Linked DNA regions of Mus musculus: regions 1 and 2 are each linked to region 3. The links are chromatin loops, found by intact Hi-C in ENCODE. Cell type or tissue: heart. All regions are shown on one strand.

Evidence for each region. Hi-C counts contacts between places; a loop is a spot of excess contacts. Peaks named below come from ENCODE experiments on the same cell type or tissue, not always from the same donor. Only the 100,000 strongest peaks of a DNase experiment are listed, where the experiment ranks them.
Region 1: a loop joins it to region 3, with 4 times the contacts of the local background. A loop is called at or near these places in 4 of 42 quality-filtered maps.
Region 2: a loop joins it to region 3, with 9 times the contacts of the local background. A loop is called at or near these places in 3 of 42 quality-filtered maps.

The regions. Positions count from the first base shown.
Region 1 is chr7:27,798,053-27,806,052 of GRCm38, reverse strand. It overlaps a transcript of Zfp626 not described here. Among named protein-coding and RNA genes, the nearest start is that of Zfp626, 5.1 kb to the left of the region's middle. In heart, a CTCF peak has its summit at 4,671 (motif pointing right); a DNase peak (open chromatin) is centred at 1,242; H3K4me3 peaks cover 2,122 bases; H3K27ac peaks cover 2,855 bases.
Region 2 is chr7:27,929,295-27,937,294 of GRCm38, reverse strand. Zfp974 (zinc finger protein 974) reads left to right here and starts at 7,837. Exons shown (of 5, transcript NM_001374027.1): 1 at 7,837-8,000. In heart, no CTCF peak of the experiment used is centred here; a DNase peak (open chromatin) is centred at 7,824; H3K4me3 peaks cover 1,220 bases; H3K27ac peaks cover 493 bases; H3K27me3 peaks cover 272 bases.
Region 3 is chr7:27,687,704-27,695,703 of GRCm38, reverse strand. It overlaps Zfp607b (zinc finger protein 607B), which reads right to left and starts at 6,364. Exons shown (of 6, transcript NM_001112731.1): 1 at 6,218-6,364; 2 at 4,409-4,489; 3 at 3,170-3,222; 4 at 2,096-2,222. The coding sequence starts at 3,202. In heart, a CTCF peak has its summit at 4,441 (motif pointing left); a DNase peak (open chromatin) is centred at 6,293; H3K4me3 peaks cover 2,056 bases; H3K27ac peaks cover 1,836 bases.

The DNA.
Region 1 (8,000 bases), 110 kb before region 3:
CAATAAAATGTCAGCCACACAGCAGACACTCAAGAGGTACGTTGTGAAACACGGTGACATGACTAATAGTTTGTAAAGACTAAGAGAGTAGGCAGTAAGTGTATTCACTACAAAACTGTTATGAATTTAGTCATTCCAGAGCACACATAGAATCCAAAATATCATACTGTACTAATACCAAAACAAAACAAACACACATACACACAAACAACAACAACAACAAAAACCCTAACACTAACCTCTGAAGGTTCCTGTCTATAACATCTTAAGAGGTCGTGACTGTAAACAAGTCAAGGGTCACTGAAACGATACTATGAATACTAAGTGGAAAGGGAAGAAACAATGAGGGGACGCAATGGTGGAGGTATGAATCTGCACATTCCTTCTTCATGTAGTGACAATTACATATTCTAAAACTTCAACCTCATTTCTCAAACATTAAGAGCAAACTCGCAGCCGGGCGTGGTGGCGCACGCCTTTAATCCCAGCACTTGGGAGGCAGAGGCAGGCGGATTTCTGAGTTCGAGGCCAGCCTGGTCTACAAAGTGAGTTCCAGGACAGCCAGAGCTACACAGAGAAACCCTGTCTCAAAAAACCAAAAAAAAAAAAAAAAAAAAAAAAAAAGAGCAAACTCGCTGTTGAATCTTAGGAAGCAATAATGTTCTCATGGGTCTCGAGCCCTCCTTTGGAATAACTGTCTACTCGGGGAGCCTGAGTAAGCACGAGATCTCAGACTATATCCGAGAGCATCCTCAGTGAGCACTTTCCTTCACTTCCCTCAACACTCACAATGGCTACAGCTCTGAGAAAATCGTGGAACTCAGCAAGTAGCTGCCCTCCCAGGCGACCCTCGGAGGCACTTCCAGCCTCAAATGCTCGTCTCAAGCTCCTCTGAACCTCTGGCAGACTCCGCACCTGACCTCTCCTTACTGAAGTTTGGTCCTCTGTGTAGTCCCAGTGGCCAAGGAAAAAACAAAAACAAAAACAAAAAAACGACGGGGCAGAAAGCGACAAGCACAGAGACACAAATAATGCAGGTATATATACACAGACACACAGACATACACACACACTCACTCATATATCAGCACCCCCACACCACCCTCCACACCCACACCCAGCCCGATGAGTCCGGCCTTACTCTGTGAAGACTTAGACCAAACTGGTTTCTTCAACGACCATAAATGTCAATTTCCGCGGTGCCCACGCACGACACCGGAATTGGATCCCTTACTTCCGGCGCGGTGGACCCTGGGAAATACAGTCCTGGCGACGGAACTCCAGGAAGCACGGTACTCTGAAGTTCAAGGAGCTCCGGTCCTGCTACTTGGAGCAGTCCACCTGGGAGCTGCGCAGGGTGGTTTCAGGGACTTTGCAAAAGGGCGCAGGCTTTGAAGCTCCCTGATTTGTGTTCAAAAGATACTTCCAGGTTCTGAGCGTAACTGATTTTCTCTTCTGTGGAGGACAGAGGAGCCCAAGTTTTAAATGCAGATTAGGAAGTAAGGTCAGGTCGGGATGTAAATGACTTGATTCCGCTTTGCCTGAGCCCCACTGAGTGGGATTCACCCTCATTGTGCTCCGTTAGGGACTATGGTAAATTTGAAAACCGAACTAAAGAATTGGTTGGTTTAACACGTGGGAAGTCTACATCAGCGATTTCAAGGAGACAGATGTTCTGGACCCTCCCTGGCTTCAGTATCCCTGTTAATTTAGATTTAAAACAAACAAACAAACAAAAAACCGTGGCTGTGTATCAACAGAACTGTGTCCGAGAGACAGTCATTTACCCCATCTTGAAGAATGAATGAGTAGCGCATAAAGGGATTCTAAATACACAAGTAGGCTTCATTTTTGTAGGAAACACCTATTTTTGTTTTAACATGACACTGTTAAACTTCCAAAATCACTTGTGTTTCTTCTTATATTTACGCACAACTTTTTCATTCCAGAGCATGATAGAAAACAAATTTCAAGATAATAGACGTTCCTACTAAGACCATTAATCATATTAAATGTATTTATTAAAAATGGTCCAAACGTTAAAGTATAGGTTGTCAGATGAGATTTGACAACAAGTCAGACCCAACCATGTATTAACTAGTAAAATATGTTAAAGTTAAATACACTAGCAAATTAAAGTGATCATCCAGCCGGGCGTGGTGGCGCACGCCTTTAATCCCAGCACTCCAGAGGCAGAGGCAGGTGGATTTCTGAGTTCGAGGCCAGCCTGGTCTAAAAAGTGAGTTCCAGGAGAGCCAGGGCAATACAGAGAAACCCTGTCTCAAAAAAACAAAACAAAACAAAACAAAAAACCCAAAAAAAAAAAAAAAAAAAAGAAGAAGAAAAAGAAAAAAAAAAGTGACCATCCTAATAATAGTAATAATAGTTAAAAGAAGAGTCAAGTTGATTTGATAATTGAGGCACACTGGGGACACACAACACTACCAAAGGGTAATGTTAATTACCAGAGGGTAGGTAATTAATCTATTGAAAATAAATTTGGCTGGGTGTGGTACCAAATGCTTTTAATCCCAGCAGTGGGGAGGCACAGCCAGGTGGATGTCTGTGAGAATGATGCCAGCTAGGACTACACAGTGAAACCCTGTCTAAGAATTAATACATATTCCAAGCATACTCCTAATAGCATATTTCAAACATGGAGGGAAAAGCCTGCTCAAACAATGAGGAATATCAGCCAAATCCACTGTCACAAACAAATGTTTTCAATCTCAATAACTGATGGAACAAACCCAGAACAGCAACAGTGCCTAGTCAAATTGCACAGCAAATCAACTGTGAAAGCTGTCAGAATCAAAATGGAGACAACCTTTAATGGAATCAGGCTGCTCACGCACGACACTGGAATTGGATCCCTTACTTCCGGCGCAGTGGACCCTGGGAAATACAGTCCTCATGTCGGAACTCCAGGAAGCATTTAAATGAAGGGTGTTCCTGTAGACACACACCTATAGCAGAAATGCCTATTATCTAGAGATGCTTTTAATTAAAGCTTTCTTTTCTTAAATGCTTTCTTTTTTGGTAAAACTAAAACTTTATATATTTTCTACTGAACTTTTAAAAATTAAAGATTACATCTATTTTTAAGATACTTCACGGTCTGATTACTAAAGTAGAGACCATAGGCAAGGAGTCCCTCTCCACACCCAGATGACTGCTTATGCAAAGCTTTCTGGTTTGTTTTATTCTCAATCTAATGACTATTAAGTATGCCTATAGTAATCAATGGGCCTGGGTTACTGCCTTTCGTCCCAATCTATGCTGAAATCTCTTTAAATCCCATGAGGTTCTGGGTGGCCTGTGACAATGCCACTTACTGAGAGAGTGCTGTTCATTCCCTTCTTCATCTTCTTTTCTTCTAGTTTTTATGTGAGTGTAGTGTGCCTGTTTAGATGTGTGTGGGAAGTGGTGTACATGCAGATGCATACAAGTGAATAAGGCTTTATGACCTATAGGACAGAAACTAAAATACCAAAACAACACAAAATGAAGCAAAAGGTCCACACAAATGCCACTGAGTTTATTTTGTGTTGGCCAATTATTTCTGGGCATGTGGCCTGTCCTCGGGTATGGTGGATATACCCAGTGAGGCTGCATTGGAGAAAACTGTATTCTCTGCAAGTTCTTCCTTATACGCAATGAAAGAACAACCTATTTAGCTGGATATGGAAGAACCTGCAATCCCAGCATCCCAGAGCTGGAAAGAGTGAGGCAAGAGAGCCAGGAGTTCAAGATCAGCCTGAGCTACAGGATGAGACCTGTCTTGCAAAGCAAGCAAGCAAGCAAGCAAGCAAGCAAGCAAGCAAGCAAGCAAGCAACATAGAAAGTTAGAAGGAGGAAGAAAGAAAAGTGGGGCTGCAGACTGGATCAGCATTTGAGAGTGAGCACTGCTCTTATATAGGACCCCAGTTTGGTTCCTAGCACTCATACTGAAAGGCTCTCAACTGCCTGTCACTTCATCTCCTGGAGATCCAGTGTCATCTTTTGGAATCTGTAAGCACCCACACTCATGTGCAGAGACCACACACACATAAACACACACATAATCCAAATGTCCCTCTTGGTGGGTTAGTTTGCCATCTTCATTCAGATATTTCATTTGTCCAATTTTCATGCAAAGTATGGTATAGTACAAGAGACCAGAATCAAATAGATAGATGTTCCAAGTGATGAAGTGGACCATATTCAGGGTCACCAGAATAGGCAACCTGGTGTGGGGTTGAGAGTCTAAGCAGATGTTCCAGGATATTTGATCACATTATGAGCCTCAAGATTGTGACCTGGAAAAACCTTGTGGTGTGGCTCAGCCCTAGCACACACCTCTAATCCAAAAGCTAAAAGTAAAGTCAACCCTAGATCAAGAGGCAGAACAACCAATAAGATGACAGGGAGTTAACCTAAGAAAGCAGAAAGGAGGGGCATTGAGTAAAAGGGTATTTAAGACAGCATGGAGAAGAAGAAATCGCTTTTTCCTTCGGGGACATTGGTGGAGTAGAAAGGATAGCTGGGTGCTCGCACCAGCTCTCAGAGCTAGGAGACCTTCAACCCAGCATCTGGCTCCTAAGTCTTCATGGGTAAATGAACTTTGGGGATTTTATTTTATTCTATTTTTTAAGATTTATTTGTATGAGTGCTCTATCTGCATGTACACCTGCATGCCAGAAGAGGGCATCAGATCCCATTATAGATGGAAGTGAGCCATTATGTCCTTGCCAGGACCTCTGGAAGAGCAGCCAGTGCTCTTAACCGCTGAGCCATCTCTTCAAGCCAGGACTTTGTTTTTTAAAACAACAACCAAATGAAATTATCTGGGTGTGTTGTTGGGTGTGGGAATCCAAATTAAGCATGTCAGGACCATTCATATGGGTAGGTTAAAAGGGTGATGTAAAAACCCAAAAAAAGTGAAGAATGAAAGCTAATGTGTTAGGGTGGCAGCAAAGGATGGGTTTGTGTTTGTGTTTGTTTTGTTTTGTTTTTGTTGTTACAGAATGCTAACAGAAGTGGTCCAGGAATTAAGATGTAAAGGCAATGGGAACCACGCTCCTCTGACCTAGAAAATATACACAGAAAGGGAAGAGTCCTGAACGAGGCTTGTGATGTCAGATGAAAGCTCAATGAGACAGCATGGATCATGGCTTTTCTATATGAGTAGACAAGAATGTATCAGTGGCCGGTCCAGAGGACAGCAAGCTCTGTCTTCAGCTCACAGGGCTCTGGTTTCCAAGGCTGGCCTGGCTTCTGCCTGGTGTTTCCCTGCTCAGCAGGAGGTGAAGTTCTAAACAACCCCATGGGGCCTTGTATATTACCTATTACCACATAAGTCTCTACACCTTGAGATTTCCAGAGAAAAGGGCCGGATGTCTGAGCAATACTGCAGGTAAATTTGTGAGGCAAGTCCAGGGGCCATGTCCCTAGCCAGCTACAATATTGGCAGTTACCAGGGCTCGGGGCGTGGGGTGGGGGTGGGGGTGTAGAGTGGCTTGTAAGCAGGCCCTGTGGACATGAAAGCAGGAGGGCCAGCAGGCAGACCAGCTCAGATACCTCTCAGGCCCAAATCCAGGGTTTTGACTTGGCTCACCCTGACATCTAACCCATTGATGAACTGCTGGAGCGCATGATTAGGCTGTTCCTACAGATCCAAAGCTACAGGCTCTCTGTGACACAGCGAGACAAAAGAGTACTAAGAGGAGTCCCAGTGAAGTTCCAGTATTGATAGTATAGCAGAAGCCAGGGGCCTCATACCAGACCAAGGAGTCATTACAATGAACATTTGCAAGCAAAGAAGTGTGGACAAGCTGGGCAGTGGTGGCACACACCTTTAATCCCAGCACTTGGGAGGCAGAGGCAGGCAGATTTCTGGGTTCCAGGCCAGCCTGATCTACAGAGTGAGTTCCAGGACAGCCAGGGTTACACAGAGAAACCCTGTCTCAGAAAGAAAAAAGAAAAAAAAAAAAAAACAGTGTGGACAAAGGGATATACTGTGAGACAGACTTTGACACACTACAGTTTCCATGAGATTTTTTTTTTCTCCTTTTCGGGGAGGTCACAAGGGTGGAGGGTGAGTACAAGACAAGGAAGAGATGAATGGAATTTGAATACCTGATGTGAAACACACACACACTCACACACACACACACACACACTAAATAAATTAAAAAATAAAAATAAATAAAAAATTGAGATAGAGAGATGGGGAGAGGGAGTTATCAGACTTAGGCCCTCTGCTTATCTATTGAGATGCAACTCTCTACACCGCTCCAGCACCTGCCTGCTTACTGTCATGCTAAGCAGGAACTTTGTTCTTTCAGTTTATTTACTATGAAAATTAAACATTAATTTAAGCATTAGACATCCAAGAGAAGGAAACATCCTTCATATAATGAATACCTAATAATAACTAATACCTCTAGGCTTTCATTTTATGTATCTATTTTAGATTGACTTCTTTTATATATGAGAGTACACTGTCGCTGTCTTCAGACACACCAGAAGAGGGCATTGGGTCCCATCACAGATGGTTGTGAGCCACCATGTGGTTGCTGGGAGTTGAACTCAGGACCTTTGGAAGAGCAGGGCTCTTAACCTCTGATCCATCTCTTCAGCCCCTACCTCTGGGATCTTAAACAGCATTTGCTTAGTGCTTTATTGCAAGTGTTTTCTACTAGATATTGGGCTTCTTTTACGTTTCTTCCTTTATGATGGGACCATTGATATTCAGTTATTCCTGCTATTAGGAAAAACCAAAAATCATCTCCCATGAAGGGACTTCTAATACTGAGTTATTCCCATTATGAGGGAAATACAAAAAACAGTCAAACACAAATGGAGCAAACAACAAGAAAATTCTAAGTTCAGGGCCAGCAGAGCTCACTGTTGGCTCACTCTGCAGCAGCAAAGCCCTGCCCTGCAGTCTTGGAATTCAGGTGCACTGCTGAGTCCTGGGCAGAAAGAGCCGACAGGCAGTAAGAGCCTTTCTTCTTCCTCTATTCCTACAGCAAAGAGATTGTCTCTCCTTTTATTTTTTTTGTTTCTAGAGTCTTTCTATTTCTAGGCCTTGAATAAACATTTCCCTTCTATCAGAAAAACAAAACAAAACAAAACAAAAACCCCTTTCTCTTTTTTAATTCTTTGTCTCAGAACCCTCCCTATGTATATCTGCAATATTTGCTATAATTGCACTGTTAATGTTGTGTTCTATAAAAATAAAGAGAGAAGGAATGTGTTTGGTGGAGGAGCAGTCAAGTGTGGGGGAGGGGTGCCTCTGTGGGCCCATGCTGAGGCACCCCTTCCCCCTGAGGGACCAGGGCATGGGAAGAGAGGCTGAGGAAGGAGAGAGAGGGGGGGGGGCAGGCCATGAGCATGGGGCCGGGGGCGGGTTGGAGGGAGAGAGGGAGGGGAATGGGGAATGAGGGGGGTCAGGAGCAAGAGAGCAAGAGATAGAGGAGAGGGCAAGCAACCCTTTTAATAGTGAGTCCGGCATGCCTGGCTGTTGCCAGGCAACTGTAGGGTGGAGCCTAGACAAAATGCCAACAGTTAACCCTTTTCCTTTCAATGAGTATTTTAGCAACTGTGCATACTCCTGAGCTGGGGAATCCCATGAGTCCCTGACAAATCCTGCGGTCCTGCTTACCCTCTGAGTGCACATTATTTCCAGTCCTGGAGTTTCCGGATCTCTCTTTTATCTGAGCCTCACAAAGCTGGGCACCAAGGGTAGATGATCTTCTTTACCATGGGTGATTGAGTGAAAGAACAGGGACACTGCAGGATGAATAGGGCTTCTGAGAACAGGGTGCATTAGTCTCTAAAGGACTGCAAACCACTTTATAGAGGCCTCTTTATTACACAGAAGTTATTTTTACCAAGTATCAAAACCTCTTTTCTGATCTAGAGCTTGTCTTCAAGGGACAATTACCCATGCAATTGCAATTTGCAGCCACAGGAGGCTTCCTTGTTTACCAAGTTTGTCTGAGGACTAAATCGTG
Region 2 (8,000 bases), 240 kb before region 3:
ATCAGATTCCTCCTATGTAGTAAATGCAGTTAACATTCTTAAAACAGCTGGGGTAATAAAACCCTCCAGCAGAGTTGCCAATATTTTTCGACAAATACAGTTTGTTTTATTAAATAGAAAATTCCCTGTTTATATTACTCATGTTAGGGCACACTCAGGCCTCCCTGGTCCTATGTCTCTGGGAAATAATTTAGCAGACAAAGCCACTAAGGTTATAGCTGTTGCTCTGTCTTCCCAGGTAAAAGCAGCAAAAGAATTTCATAAGCGCTTTCATGTGACAGCTGAGACTTTACGTCGCCGCTTTGCATTAACTAGAAAAGAAGCTAGAGAGATTGTTACTCAATGTCACAATTGTTGTAAATTTTTACCTGTCCCTCATGTGGGGATAAACCCTCGTGGCGTCAGGCCATTACAGGTCTGGCAAATGGATGTCACGCATTTTTCCTCCTTTGGGAGAAATCAATATTTACATGTTTCTATTGACACCTGCTCTGGTGTAATGTTTGCCACACCTTTAACAGGTGAAAAAGCCTCTCATGTTATACAACATTGTCTCGAGACATGGAGTGCTTGGGGAAAACCCAAACTCCTTAAGACAGACAATAGACCAGCTTACACCTCTCAAAAATTTCAACAGTTCTGTCGCCAGATGGAAGTAACTCATCTGACTGGTCTTCCGTATAATCCTCAAGGGCAGGGCATTGTAAAACGTGCCCATCGCACCCTCAAGTCCTACCTTATTAAACAAAAGGGGGGAATCCAGGAAGTTCTACCCACAGTGCCAAGAGTAGCTGTTTCTATGGCACTCTTCACTCTTAATTTTTTAAACCTTGATGCTCAAGGCCATACTGCGGCTGAACGTCACTGTTCAGAGCCTGACAGGCCAAAAGAGATGGTAAAATGGAAAGATGTTTTGACTGGTCTCTGGAAAGGCCCGGATCCTATATTAATAAGATCCAGGGGAGCTGTTTGTGTTTTCCCACAGGAAGAAGACAACCCATTCTGGCTGCCGGAACGACTGACACGGAGAATTCCGACACCTGAAGATGACTCCCAGATGGATCCCTTGGAAACTACCTCTAGTCCTCGTGCTACCTCTGTGGATTTGGGTTCCTAGTATATTTGGAGAGTATAGATGGGCAATTCTGTCTGCTTTCCCTAAGCCCATGCCTGTTCGTCATAATACAGTTGTTTTTCCCAAGTTTTTTACGACCAATAAAACTTTAGGCCTGCCATACCTACCATTTGACCCTATCTGGGCACCATTGGGAGAAAAACGCTCTTTAAGGGAACGAGGTTCTCTCTGTTTCCAAATTTATGAACTAGGAAATTGTATCAGACTCACCAGCCGAGCTTTGGGAATGTTTTTTAAGTATCGAGGAGGCGTGGTGAAAATAACCCAAGACACTTCCAACAGAGATATAACCCTTACAAATCGGACCTTCTGGCATGAGGCAACTTGGGTTAATGGTACATTTCTACCACCTAACTTTTCAGATAAAGAACGTCCCAATCAACCAAAAATGGCTCCTCATTGTAGCTTGGAAGATGAAGGGCTGATCCTGCCTTGGTCTGATTGTCAATCCTCTGTCACTCGTTGGGCAGATCAGAGTAAAACTTTTTCCTTTTCTCCCAACATGATAGATGACCCAGAGCAGAAATACGTTATGAAAAAGGGACTTTTCATACAGGACTTTAGAATGCATCCTTTTCATAAATGGGTACTTTGTGGGATTAATGGTAGCTGTACAGATCTTAATCCCTTGGTTTTCCTCCAAGGAGGAGCTGCTGAAAAAGCGATTTTTAATGGTATTTCAAAATTTGCTCAGTTTCATCAAGTTCTGTTACCTGATAGAACCATTTATCAAAATTCTACTACTGAAATCACTGGATTTAATAAGACACTGATAAAGCAGACTAATTATTTACCTACTCCAGTTTGTGTGTACACCCCTTTCTTGTTTATTCTTTCCAATGGTTCCTTTGAATCCTGTACTAATGAAACCTGCTGGATGTCACAATGCTGGAGCCTTAAGTGGGCCAGCCGTGCAATGCTTGCCAAGATTCCACGATGGGTTCCTGTCCCCGTGGAGATCCCTTCCACCATAACCTTACACAGACAAAAGCGAGACTTTGGTATCACTGCAGCCGTTGTGGTGGCAATGGCTGCCAGTGCGGCGGCAGCTACAGCTGCTGGAATTGCTATGGCAACATCAGTCCAGTCAAGTACAACTGTCGAGCAGTTGTCCTCCTCTGTGGCAGAAGCCATCGATCAACATTCAGTGCTCAGTGCCCAATTAAAAGGTGGGCTAATGATAGTGAACCAGCGCATTGACCTGGTGGAGGAAAGACTGGAAATTCTGCTCCAATTGGCTCAGCTTGGCTGTGATAAGAAATCAGTAGCCTTATGTATTACTAGTGTCCAATATGAAAATTGGACACATGCAGCTAATCTATCTAAAGAATTGTCTTTGTTTCTTACAGGAAACTGGTCTGAAGGATTTGACGAAAAGCTTGAGGCGCTACGTACAACAGTGATGACGATTAATTCTACGCGCGTGGACCCATCATTGATCGATGGAATCAAAGGACTTTCTTCCTGGATGTCCTCTGTATTCTCACATTTTAAACAGTGGGTGGGAGTGGGCCTGTTTGGTGCAACCCTGTGTTGTGGACTAGTGTTTCTTCTATGGCTGGTATGCAAACTCAGATCTCAACAGAAACGTGACAAGGTGGTAATTGCTCAAGCACTTGCTGCCATAGAGCAAGGCACCTCCCCTGAAATTTGGCTATCTATTCTCAAGAATTAGTTGGCATTTGAGTTCTCTGTCCTTGCATCCCACAAAATTGTGGATACATTGCATTGAGATGAGAGAAACTCAACGATCATTGATCAGTCCGTGCACATTGCTGAGGTTTCCTCATTGCATGTGATAAGGTGATCATGATTTCTCCACTAATTCATTTTTGGCTGGCCTCTTTTGTAGAGTTCACCCTAGGCCATTTAGCAGTTATAGTCACACAACACTGTGGTATCCAAAGACGGGCAACTTTCCTCATACACAGACCAACCTAAGACAATGGGGCCCGGTGGTGATAGGGTTACCCGATAACGGGTAAGGCTGTGACATTGGAGGAACGACCTAAAACAGGGGCCACAGCAGATGGACGTAACTACATAGGCCTAGACCAGCCTCATTTTAATAAATTATAGAGGGGGAGATGTAAAGGGCTGCAATCTACGTGCCGCCACTAGATGGTGCTAAACCTCATTGTGCGCAGCTGCGAGAGCACAGCCAGCCAAAGTCACCAGTCCATCTCCGAGGCTTTTGCCCAACCCCTGGGGGCTTTAACCTATCCCCAGGGTGCATGAGGATCATGGGTGTTGCTACCAGTCCTAGTTTAGACACGTCACCAAAAGTATTTAAGCCACACACTTTCTGAGCTTTCTTTGTCTACCTCAATATGATATAGAAGTAAAAGTTAACCGTGGAAGAATCTGGTGTGTCCTGTGTTTATTTCCCGCGGGACGGGGATAAGCTCGGGATAGGGAGGAATCAAGGAGATACAGCAGGGGAGTTGCTAAGAAGAGACTCTGCCCTGGTTGAAGAACTTCCTGAATCATCAGAGCCAAGCCCTTCTGGGGCTTCCCCAGAGCATTCTGAGATGCCCTGTGGTCAGGACACTGCAGATGCTTATCTCAGAGTGTTTACCCGTTTCCTTCTCAGACAATTTCTCTGTCTGTCTGTCTGTCTGTCTGTCTGTGTATCTGTATCCCTCTTTCCATCCCTCCTTCCTCCTTCCTTCTCCCCCTCCCACCTCCCTCCCCTTTTTCCTTTCTTTCTTCCTTTCTGGTAAGACTCTGAAAATGCAGGCAGTTTTCTGATGTATTCTGTAGCCAAGGATGCCTTTGAACTACTGATCCAATTGGATTGCCCTCCCCAGCACTGGGATTGCACACATGTTCCACCACAAGTCTGCCTGCCACTCAACTCACACTTGTTCTAGGAGGCCAGACCTCGGGTCTCCCAGACTCATGACTGAGGGAAGGAGGAGCTCTGGGTGACAGGTTTTGCTCCCCTCACTTTGTCTGTCTGTGGAGCGGTGATCACTGTGTTCATTCTGCCCTCAGTGACAAGGGCTACAGACACAACAAGACTGATGATGCACACATGAACTCTCAGAGTCCATGCAGCACACAGAGCATGCACAGGTTTACACCAGACAGATTCTCAACAGTGATGGGGTGTGTGTGTGGGGGGGAGGGGAGTAGACATGGGCTCTGACCTCTGACAAGTGAACTCTCTGTTGTTAATATGCACTGACAATGGAAAAATTGTATTTCTCCACTATTGTCTTGCTGGGTATATCAACCACACCTCAGGGCAGACTCCATGCCAGGAGTAACTAGCCAACACAATGATCTCAATTGTATTCTTGTGACATTTTCATTTTAGTTTGCATTGTTTGGAATCGTTTCTTTCTTATTGATCTTTTGCTTTTGCACATCTGTGAGCACACTGACTCCCACTCATACATGCAAAAGTGCACACCACACACACACACACGAACAATGAAAAGAGAAGAGGGTGAGCGTCACTCATTCAGTAAATGTAGTCCCAGGCGATCCAGGACTCCTTGGGATTTAAAGGTCGTTCAGCATTGAGGGGGGGGGAAGGCAGCGGCCCAGGCTCGCTAATTACAATAGGCATACTTCATATTCAGTAGATTCAGGTCTGACATATTTAAAATATAAATATTCAGCCAATTATGGTGGCACACACATGTAATCCCAGCACTCAGGAGGCGGAGGCAACAGATCTCTGAGTTCGAGGCCAGCCTGGTCTGCAGAGGAACACAAAGGACAGCCAAGGCCACACAGAGAAATCTTATGTAGAAAAGACTATAACCAAAATCAAACAAAAACAAAATGAACAGCGGCAACCAAAACTCCCCACAAGAACATGACGGAAGTATGGAAATCAATGTTCATTGTGGAGAGGGGTGGCTCACTCACGGATAGATCTAGAAGAGGGTGGAGGAAGGAAGGGGGAAGGGGATGAAGGGATTTCTCAACACATGCCTACAGTCACCTTCAGAAGCAGGAGAGAAAACTTGGAAAGAAACACAGATGCATCTTTGTGTGAGGAGGAGGGGGAAGCTATGCACACACAGAGCAGGAGACAGAGGTGAGGAGGAGGGGAAGCTATGCACACACAGAGCAGGAGACAGAGGTGAGGAGGAGGGGGAAGCTTTGCACACACAGAGCAGGAGACAGAGGTGAGGAGGAGGAGGAGGGGGAAGCTATGCACACACAGAGCAGGAGACAGAGGTGAGGAGGAGGGGGAAGCTATGAACACACAGAGCAGGAGACAGAGGTGAGGAGGAGGGGGAAGCTTTGCACACACAGAGCAGGAGACAGAGGTGAGGAGGAGGGGGAAGCTTTGCACACACAGAGCAGGAGACAGAGGTGAGGAGGAGGGGGAAGCTTTGCACACACAGAGCAGGAGACAGAGGTGAGGAGGAGGGGGAAGCTATGCACACACAGAGCAGGAGACAGAGGTGAGGAGGAGGGGAAGCTATGCACACACAGAGCAGGAGACAGAGGTGAGAGGAGGAGGGGGAAGCTATGCACACACAGAGCAGGAGACAGAGGTGAGGAGGAGGAGGGGAAGCTATGCACACACAGAGCAGGAGACAGAGGTGTGAGGAGGAGGGGAAGCTATGCACACACAGAGCAGGAGACAGAGGTGAGGAGGAGGGGGAAGCTTTGCACACACAGAGCAGGAGACAGAGGTGAGGAGGAGGGGGAAGCTATGCACACACAGAGCAGGAGACAGAGGTGAGGAGGAGGGGAAGCTATGCACACACAGAGCAGGAGACAGAGGTGAGAGGAGGAGGGGGAAGCTATGCACACACAGAGCAGGAGACAGAGGTGAGGAGGAGGAGGGGAAGCTATGCACACACAGAGCAGGAGACAGAGGTGTGAGGAGGAGGGAAAGCTATGCACACACAGAGCAGGAGACAGAGGCAGAAAGAGCTGAGACTGGGGATGTGGCCTGCAGAACCCCAGGAGGAATTCAAGTGACTGCAGCTAAGGAAACGCTTGTGGTGGACATTAATCTCTAGTTACGTATTCAGCACCACACAGCTCCTGTGGAGAAAATGGAGGGCAATTATCTGATTTTACTTCCATGAAGGATAAGGGGTAGCACTAAGAAAAGAACTGTGATGGAGCAGACTGACCAGAATCACACTGTGGAGAGAAAGGAGGACGGAACACATTGGCATGACAGAAGGCTAAGCATCTTTATAAATGATCCAAAAGCCAGTGGAATAACAAAACAGGAAGCTTTGCAGAAACAGTCACCTAGATATAGCTGGGGACTCCTGGTCTAGTATTAGCCTATGGGATATCTTAAAAATAGATACAGTCTTTAAGTTTCAAAAGTGCAGTAGAAACAAGTGCTGTCACCGGAGTTTTTTGTCTTAGCCATTCTGATTGTTGTAAGGTAGAATCTCAGGTCATTTTGATTTGCATTTCCCTGATCACTAAGGACTTTGAACATTTCTTTAAGTGCTTCTCCATCATTTGGGATTCCTCTGTTGTGAATTCTCTGTTTAGCTCTATACCTTATTTTGTGGTTGGGTTGTTTGGATTTTTGAAGCTTAGCTTCTTGAGTTCTTTATATATTTTGGATATTAACCCTCTATAGGATGTGGGGTTAGTGAAGTTTTGTCCCACTCTATAGGTTGCTGATTTGTCCTGACTACGTCCTTTGCCTTACAGAAGCTTTCCAGTTTTATGAGGTCCCATTTATCAATTCTGGATCTTAGAGCCTGAGCTCTAAGACATTGTTGGTGGGATTGCCAACTGATACAACTACTCTGGAAATCAATCTCGAGGATCCTCAGAAGTTTGGAAATAGATCAACCACAAAGACCCAGCTATACCACTCTTGGAATATACCCAAAAGATGCCCCACCATACCACAAATCCACTGTGTTCATAGAGGTCTTATCTGTGAAAGCCAGAAGCTGGAAACAACCCAGATGTCCCCCAATGGAAAAATGGATACAGAAAATGTGGGTCATTTACATAATGGGATAGTATTTAGCTATTAAGAATGAGGACATCATGAGTTTTGCAGGCAAATGGGTGCAACTAGAAAATATCCTGAGTGAGGTAACTCAGACACAAAAAGAGTAAAAGGCATGTGCCACCATAATCTGAGTGTATTTTAGTTCTTAGACAGGGTTTCACTGGGTAGTCCTCGGTGGTCTCTTCTCACAGACATGCAGCTGGCTGTACCTCCCCATCGCTGGGATAAAAGCCATTGCTACCACGCCCAGCCATGTTTACTATCACTTGATGTCTTGGCCTCTTTATTATCACTGGCAATGTTCTTTGCCCCCAAATCTGCCTCCATTTTATAATCGACTTGAGTTTTCTTTTGATTATGTAAAGATGGTCACTTTGAATCTGCTAGAGTATTTATCTTTAACATATTTTCTGAAGTTAACAGATAGCTGGGTCTGACCTCTTTTCAAATCTAATGTGACAAACCTGTACTTTAGCTTTTAGACCGATTACAGTACTTTCAATGCGACTAGTTTTATTATGAGGATCGTCTAGCCTGTCTAACAGACACAGTACGGTTGTTGCATAGCATGTGGTCCTCAGTCACATTTTCTATCTAGAGCATCCCTGCCTTTTTAAGGGCGAGAAAATCAGTTCCCCGCAGAACCGGAAGTAACTTTTACTCAAAGGAGGGCGCCTCCCCTTTAAGCGCGCACCCCCGTGGGAACTCCCACAAACCACTGGGCTCCGCTCGCAGATCTGGCATCCCCGCCCCCAAGAGCCGGGCTTCACGGGGGCTTTGCTGGTGATAACTGCATTTTTTAGGGTCACCACGCCGAAACTAGCGCATAGGCTTTTGGTGTTCTGGTGCCGCTAATGCGGAAGGTCCGATCTTTGTGGTCGGCGGAAGAAATTTCAG
Region 3 (8,000 bases):
GTAAGTACACTGTAACTGTCTTCAGACACACCAGAAGAGGGCATCAGATCTCATTACGGATGGCTGTGAGCCTTACCATGTGCTTGGTGGGAATTGAACTCAGGACCTTTGGAAGAGCAGTCAGTGCTCTTAACCACTGAGCTATCTCTCCAGCCCTGTTTTAATTTTCAAAATGCGTGTGATTTTGAGTTTTGTGGTTATAGTATTCCTCTGGGAGAGAGGCCAAAATAAAGGTTTTCCTGGTTAATGGGTCAAGGATATGCTGATTTGGGAGAAACGTTTTGTCTTTGCATTTTTAGAAAAGATGATTAGTGTCTATACACCTTCCAGAGGAATATGGATCAGATACGATGAAGGAAGACCCCTTGAGGCACCTAGAGCTCACTGAGAGGACCAACAAGGTGTGGGCAGGCAGGGGCTTCATGAAGCTCCTATTTGGGACCAAAGAAATCTCAAACTATTGCTTTGGGAAGAAGGAGGAACTGAGTTGTGGACTTAAATTCATTTTATTTCCTTCATATGGAAATGTCTGTCTGCATGGATGTTTGAGCACCACATGCTCACATGGTGCCCATGGAGTCCAGAAGAGGACATTAGTTTTTCTCCTGGAACTGGAGTTACAGACAGTTTTGAGATGGTGGTGGAAATTGAACCCAGGTCCTCTGCAAGAACAATCAGTTTTCTTAACCACCAAGTTATCTCTCTAGCCCACATGCTACAGACTCTGGTCGAGTCAGCTTGACAGGCCGAGAGGCCTGGAAGCCACTCACGAGGCAAAGAGTTTCACGGAAACTCACTCCTGGAGTCTGGCGTTCTCTCTAAACCATACATTAATATTCCATTCCCGCGTTAGTCTGGTGTATGGATCCACGTGCTCTTTTAGTATTATCCTATTATAAGTGCCTTTTAAGATTGAATTCTGACATAGCTAAGCCTTCACCAGTGTTCCAATGTCCTGGAAAGTCCTTGAGCTGACCATGGGCTTGGAATTCAGTAAGAATGTTGCTATTCAGTGACATTCAGAATTGCCTCTGACATTACACTATCACTTTGAATAAAAGCTAGGTCACTGCCCTACACAGGAATTTACCATCTTCTAGGAAGAAGGAAGTTTGAGACCTAAGGAGGAACCAGAGTAGATACTTAGAACTATAGATAGCTAAGTTACACCCATACTCATGTATTTACAATGGCCTAGGGGGAATGTAGGCTATACAATAGACTAAAATAAGAACTATGGCAAGGGCACGAAGCCCTTGACCCTGGCTTCTAAGATTAAGTGAATCTTAGGTGGAGTTCCTTTTGATCCCAGTTGTTAACAATGAATTCTATGCCAGGTGGTTTCTGTTAGACCTTCTGTGTTTGCATTCCTCTGTTTTGTGTAAGACTCCAGTAACCTCTTTGTACCTTGCTGGTGTGTCACCCAACTTCCCTATTTTCTTCTGTATAAAAAGTTTGATGCTCGATTTGACAAATTACATTCAGACTCTACACAACCTCTCCTGTGTGCATCTGTCTGTCATTCCATCCGACACTTTGCCCACCTGTCCCAGAGACCCGTTCCACACAGACAAAGGGATCCAGAGGGTCTGAGGCACCCACAATTATATTTATTGATTTATTTCTTTACTTTCTTATTTCATTTAAATAGTTTGTTTTGTTTGAAACAGGGACTCAGCATATAGACTAGACTAGCCTGGAACTTACTTTGTATCTGAGTGACCTGGAGCTCACAGCAATCTTGTTGCATCAGCCTTCAGAGTGAAGGAATGACAGGCATGGGACACCAAACCCAACTTCAATTAAACATTAAAAGACAGCCATGGGGCTGGTGAGATGGCTCAGCAGGTAAGAGCACCTGACTGCTCTTCCAAAGGTCCTTAGTTCAAATCCCAGCAACCACATGGTGGCTCACAACCATCCGTAATGAGATCTGACGCCCTCTTCTGGTGTGTCTGAAGACAGCTACAGTGTACTTACATATAATAAATAAATAAATCTTTAAAAAAAAAAAAGACAGCCATGAGTTTTAATTCACATGAAGAAAGCCCACAGTATAGAGGACACATCCCCCATTCATGGGCCACAGGCTTACCCACTGCGACCAGGTTGCTGTAGGTCTCCAACATTATGTTCCTGTATAACACCTTCTGAGTAGCATCCAGGCAGGCCCACTCCTCCTGAGAGAAGTCAACAGCCACATCCCTAAATGTCACTGACCCCTGAAAGAGCAAACACAAGGAGAGTGAAACTGGGGAAGCTTTCAAGATGGAAACCAGAAGGGAAAGGACTCAAGCGTGGGAAGGGAGCCATAAGGAAATGCTCAAGGCACCTGACTGCACGAGCCCCCCATAAACGACGACTGTGCCCACCTACATAGCCAATACCTGTGCCTCTCCACTCCACCCACATCCCTCAGGTTATACCCACGGAAGGAAAATGTCACCTGGGGTCAGGGTAAATTACATAAGGAATGCTGTGAGTCCTTGAGTTTATTATGATATCAGGTGATATTAAGAGAATGATTTTTGTAAATTATGTAAAAGTCCATAAGCATACCATATAGGAGTCCATATTATATGCATATTAGGTTTAATCTTTTCTACCTACTTTTTAAAAAATACTTTCTAGGTGGCAAGTGTGTCTCAGGTCTTCCCTGACTCTGGAGACTGCAATCACCTCCCTATCACAGACTGGATGACTTTTCCCTCTGATTACTGAACTCTCTCCCTCCTAAAGCCTCCTAGAGCAGGTCACCTCATCACACACCCACAGGGGACATTCATCCACACATACTGGGTCATCAGCCTGACAACACCTCAGATGTTAGTCAGATTTCCCAGGGCAGTCACATGAGACCATCCCCTCAAAGCTCTGAAGCCCTCAAGACCCCTGTTTCCCTGTGGGACTGACACCTCCACTGCAGGGACAGTCCTCCCTGAGCACAGACCAAGCAGAGAGCACACGTGGAGGAATGCATTCAAAGTCAACCGCAGTGCCAGCTGGGAAGAGGCACAGACAGGAAGTGCTCAGACCTGCCAGCCCTCACTGGAAAGGGGCAGACTGGGCTGGGGGAATCCGGATCCTTGGGAAGCTTCAAGAGGGAAAGAGGGCAGGAGTCACATAACCTGAAGGTCGCCCTATGTCAAAGAGAAAAATGCCAACTTACACAGACCATGTGTTGAGAACTGGAGCTGGCCATTCTTCTTCAGGCTTCCTCCCCTGGGGGACAAAAAGAAAGCCATTCACTGCATTGTGACTTGATGTTCCCAAACTGGCTTCTGTCACTATGATGTCATCGACTACATTTATTTCTCAAGCCTCCCCACTCACTCTCTCCCCTCCCACCACTCACAGCCTCCCACACACAAATTGAAAGCACACAGGAGTCTACACAAAGCCGATCCCCCCCAACCCAGACAACCCACTGCCAAGGGGGCAGTGTGGGAGTGCAGGGCACAAACATGTCTGCCTAGAACTTCCTCCAGAAGAGGCCAGCAGAAGGGACCCATCTTCCACCCTGAGCTCCAGCTCGCCCTGCACCTGGGCCGCTCCTCCTACTGTGCGCAGATCTCAGATCTTCACACTGGAACCCCACCTATCAAGGCTCACAGGGGCTCACGGCATCCAGGTGGCCCCTCCTGTGTAAACTCAGGGCTGAAGCACAGCGAGGCTGGAGGGGCTGCAGCTGCAGTGCTCAGGCAGTGTCCAGCATTCTGTGTTCACTGTTAGTGAATGGGACTGTGCACCATGGACCACTCTCCTGAGAACCTTCCCTCATCTATGATAACGCTTATGTCGTCTCAATGAAGCCATGATCCTTTATGGAGATAATTAGCTGTAATTAGATGTGGTAGCAGGGGTGTATAATTCCAGAGGCAGAGACAAGAAACTTGTTCAAAGACCCAGTCCAAATATGATCTAAGTGAGTTCTAGGGCAGCCTCTATCTGTGGTGCTGGCAAACTGAGTATTAACATTCGTGAGAATGACATCCTAATGTCTTCTGTCACGCCACATCCAAAAGTCAACTCAAAACAGAAAAAAAAATTAAAATTTGAAATTAACACTCATAGCAAAAAATATACAGGGAAGCCTCCAGGACCGTGGACATATTGGGCATTACTCAAACTTCCTGGTTAAGGATCGGGCAAGCCGGAAATAGACATTTCCCCAAAGGGAACATCAGTATGGCCAGTCAGAGATGCAAGAAACTAATCATCAGAGAGAGAGAGAGAGAGAGAGATAAAGTTGCCATCAGAGGCCTCCTCACGCCTGTCAAGAGTGTCCATTATTGGGGAGGGGGGGGGGCTGCAGAAATGGCCCAGTGGTTTTAGATCACTTTATGCTCTTGCAGAAGACCTGTGTTCGATTCCCAAGATTCACATCCTGTCTCACCAAAGTCCCTACCTCCAGCTTCAGGGGAGTTGGCGCCCTCTTCAGGCCTCTCAAGGCACATGCATGGTGCGCACAGGTCTGGTGGGCACAACCCTCAAGAACAAAAGATAGAAATACATCTTGTTAAAATTAGTATCTAGTATCAGAAAGAAAATATAACGTGGAGCACATGGAGGAAAACTCACACTACTGGAAGGAATGTAAATTCATACAGTCACTGTAAACAGTGAACTCCCACCTGATCCATCCATCCATCCCACTATGGAGTGGAAACCAAAAAAAGGAAATAACATCAGCATCAGCAAGAGACATTTACACTCCCACCGCTCTTCCAGCATCATTTCCATAGCAGTGATACGCGACCTCACCAGCAGACGAATGGACCAAGCACATGGAGGATGGGGCTCACGCACAGTGAATCATTTACTACAAAATGGATGCACACATGCAATACGCTAAAGAGGAAGGCAAGCACGGGGGATGGTGATGGCTCAGGGGTTGAGAGCCACTATGGCTTTTCCAGAGGACCGAGTTCAGTCTCCTGACAGCTACAGTGCCTGGAACTCAAGCTGCAGGGAAGCCTATAGCTCTGGTTTCCAGAGGCACCTGTGGTCATGGACACATAACCCAACATACATAACTTTGAAGACAAATACTTCATCTTTAAACAAAAGACAGACCCCCATGGTCTCAGTCATGTAGAATCTGAAGCTGTTTTCTCCTAGGAACAGTAAGATGCCGGTTACTGGGGTTTGAGTGGCGGAGGCTGGATGTGCAGCATCGGGGTCGAGAGTGGGAGGTAGATCTATACCATAAGCGAGAGAGTTGGGAGATGTGTCATGAAACATGGTGACTGGGATTAATAGTTTGTAAAGTCTTAGAGAGTAGATGGCAAGTGTACTCGTGACAAAAATATAAGTTAGATGAAGTCCTTCAGTGCTATCACTTTCCCACTCCCGAAATCCTCACAAGCGAACAGACCATCTATCGACTGCATTCTTTTCCTGTCTTGTGATGCCATGGAAATAGAAATCAGATGTAGAACAGCAGCGTTTGAAAGCCCTAATGCTAACCTCTGTAGGTCCCTATGGAAAACAGCTTGGGAAAAAGATGGGATTGTCGACAGAAGACATCAAGGGTCACTGAAATGATAATGTGAATACTAGCTGGAACGGGAGGGGACACTAAGGACAATAGTGCAGTTGTAAATTTGCATGCTCCTGCTTCATTTCCTAACAATTCTATATTCTAAAACTAAAACCTCAGTTCTCAAACCGAAAAGAGCACTCACTCTTGAATCTTAGATGGGTAGCGATAATATTTTCATTATTCTCCAGCCTCCCTCTTGAATAATGGCCTAAGCAGGGAACCCGAGTATACATGAGATCGCAGACTACATTTGAGAGCATCCTCAGTGAGAACTTTCCTTCTCTTCCCTCGATATTCAGATTCGGCAGAGCTCTGAGACAGTCACGGAGCTCAACAAGTACCCTCCCTCCTAGACGACACCCCCGTCCTTAAATTATAGCCCTAAGCTCAAGTCTGAGCCTCGGGGAAAGCTTCCCTTCAGACCCCGCACCTGACCTCCCCTTACTGAAGCTTGGTCCTCTGCTTTAGTCCCTGTGTCCCTGAGAGAAAGCAGGAGCAGACAGCGACAAGCAAAGAGACACAGATTATGCAGAGAGCTCAAGGTGTGTATACAGTTAGACACTGACAGACACACACGCACATACACACACGTACACACACCACAGTTCCTACACGCCCACACATCAACACCCATTCGCCACACCCACACCCGCCTGCGGTCTCCCGCCTTACTCTGTGGAGGCCAACCAGTGACTTCTGATTCCCACCTGACCATCCGGGGTAGCTCCGCCTGCACACCAGAAGTTATCTACTTCCGACCCTATGCTGCCTGGGAAATGTAGTCCCCTTGTCCCAAACTACAAGAAATATAATGCTTCATAGTTCTGGGATATCCCAGCATGCAACCTGGGCCAGCCCATCTGGCAGCTGCGCCCTGTGCTTTGTGGGAGTTCCCAGGGATGGTGCCCTTCTCTCTCTCTCTCTCTCTCTCTCTCTCTCTCTCTCTCTCTCTCTCTCTCTCTCTCTCTCTCTCTCTCTCTCTCTCTCTCTCTCTGTGTGTGTGTGTACTTCCGGGTTCTGTGAGTAACTGGGTTTCACCCCTGTGGAGAAGACAGGTGAGCCTAAGTTTTAAACGCAGGCTAGGAAGTAAAATTGGATCGAGATGTAATTGAATACGCTTTGCCTGAGACCCACTGCAGGGTTCCACCTCGCTGTGCTCTGGTGGGACTTTGTCAGTGTTCTGGGTTTTTCTGAACGATCAAAGAAAGAGGGACACTGCAGAATGAATTTAGGCTTCCCAGAAGCAGAGGGATCCATTCTGGTGAGCTGAACTAAACGGCTAACAGCTTCGCAGGAGGGCTTTTGTGATTGTTACACAAAGGACCTTTTAGCAAGTCAATTCCCGCATACCCAAATCTCATATCAGATCTCAACGAACCATAAGGTAAGTAAACAGAATCATAAAAATTCCAAGTTAAAAAAAAAAGAAGAAGAATTCCAGGTTTGCCGGGAAGACAGCTTATGGGAGTCTGAACTTTTCTTCACAGCAACCAGAAGCCACAGTATACACCAGCTTCAAACACCTTGTTCCCAGCCCCCATTTGCCTAAGATGGCATATCAAATCTTCAGTATGCGCCTGTCCTGCTGAGGAAGTTGTTGAACATGTCCCGTTACACAGCGGCATTGTGGCTGTCCCTTAGTCTGCTCAGGACACCCGATGAAGAACCCTCTTTAGCGCTCAGATTTCACATCCTCGGTTGGACCAATAGGCCATCTACAGAGCCAGATCTATGGGGAAACCGTGCATCTGAAACCCACTATACAGACAGTGCTGTGGCCACAAAGGCACCGGCTGCTGCAGTCGGGAGCTCACGGAAGTCTCCATCCCACTAAGCCCACGGGAGCACCTGAGTTTGAGATGAACTGTGGTCAGAATGGTTTTGTGCCCCGTGGAAAGGTTATCCTTGGGGTTTTCAAATGGTCATTTCTCTGCCCTCACCTCTTGTTTCTATCTGAAAATGACATTGTAATACTTAGATTTTTTAAAAAAAACTCTCGTGTTTCAAGTTCTATAAACAAAATCTTACCATTTGTTCTCTGCCCTGACAATAAATGCAGATTGCCCAAAGGCTGGGCAGAGAGAAAACAGGGCAGCACGTCTCCCAGCCAGGGGGAGGAATGAGAGAGGGAGTTTCAGATCACCAGGAGGAGGAGAGGGTCTGAAAAGATGCCATGAGAAAAAAACATCTGAATCCCAAAGAACCAGATCTGTGATAATATGCAAGCAACGTGGGATGGAGCAGGTAGCCAGATTAGGATTAATAGATCAATAATTGCCCAGATTAGGATTAATAGATCAATAATTGCCCAGATTAGAATTAATAGATCAATAATTGCCCAGATTAGGATTAATAGATCAATAATTGCCCAGATTAGGATTAATAGATCAATAATTGCCCAGATTAGGATTAATAGATCAATAATTGCCCAGATTAGGATTAATAGATCAATAAT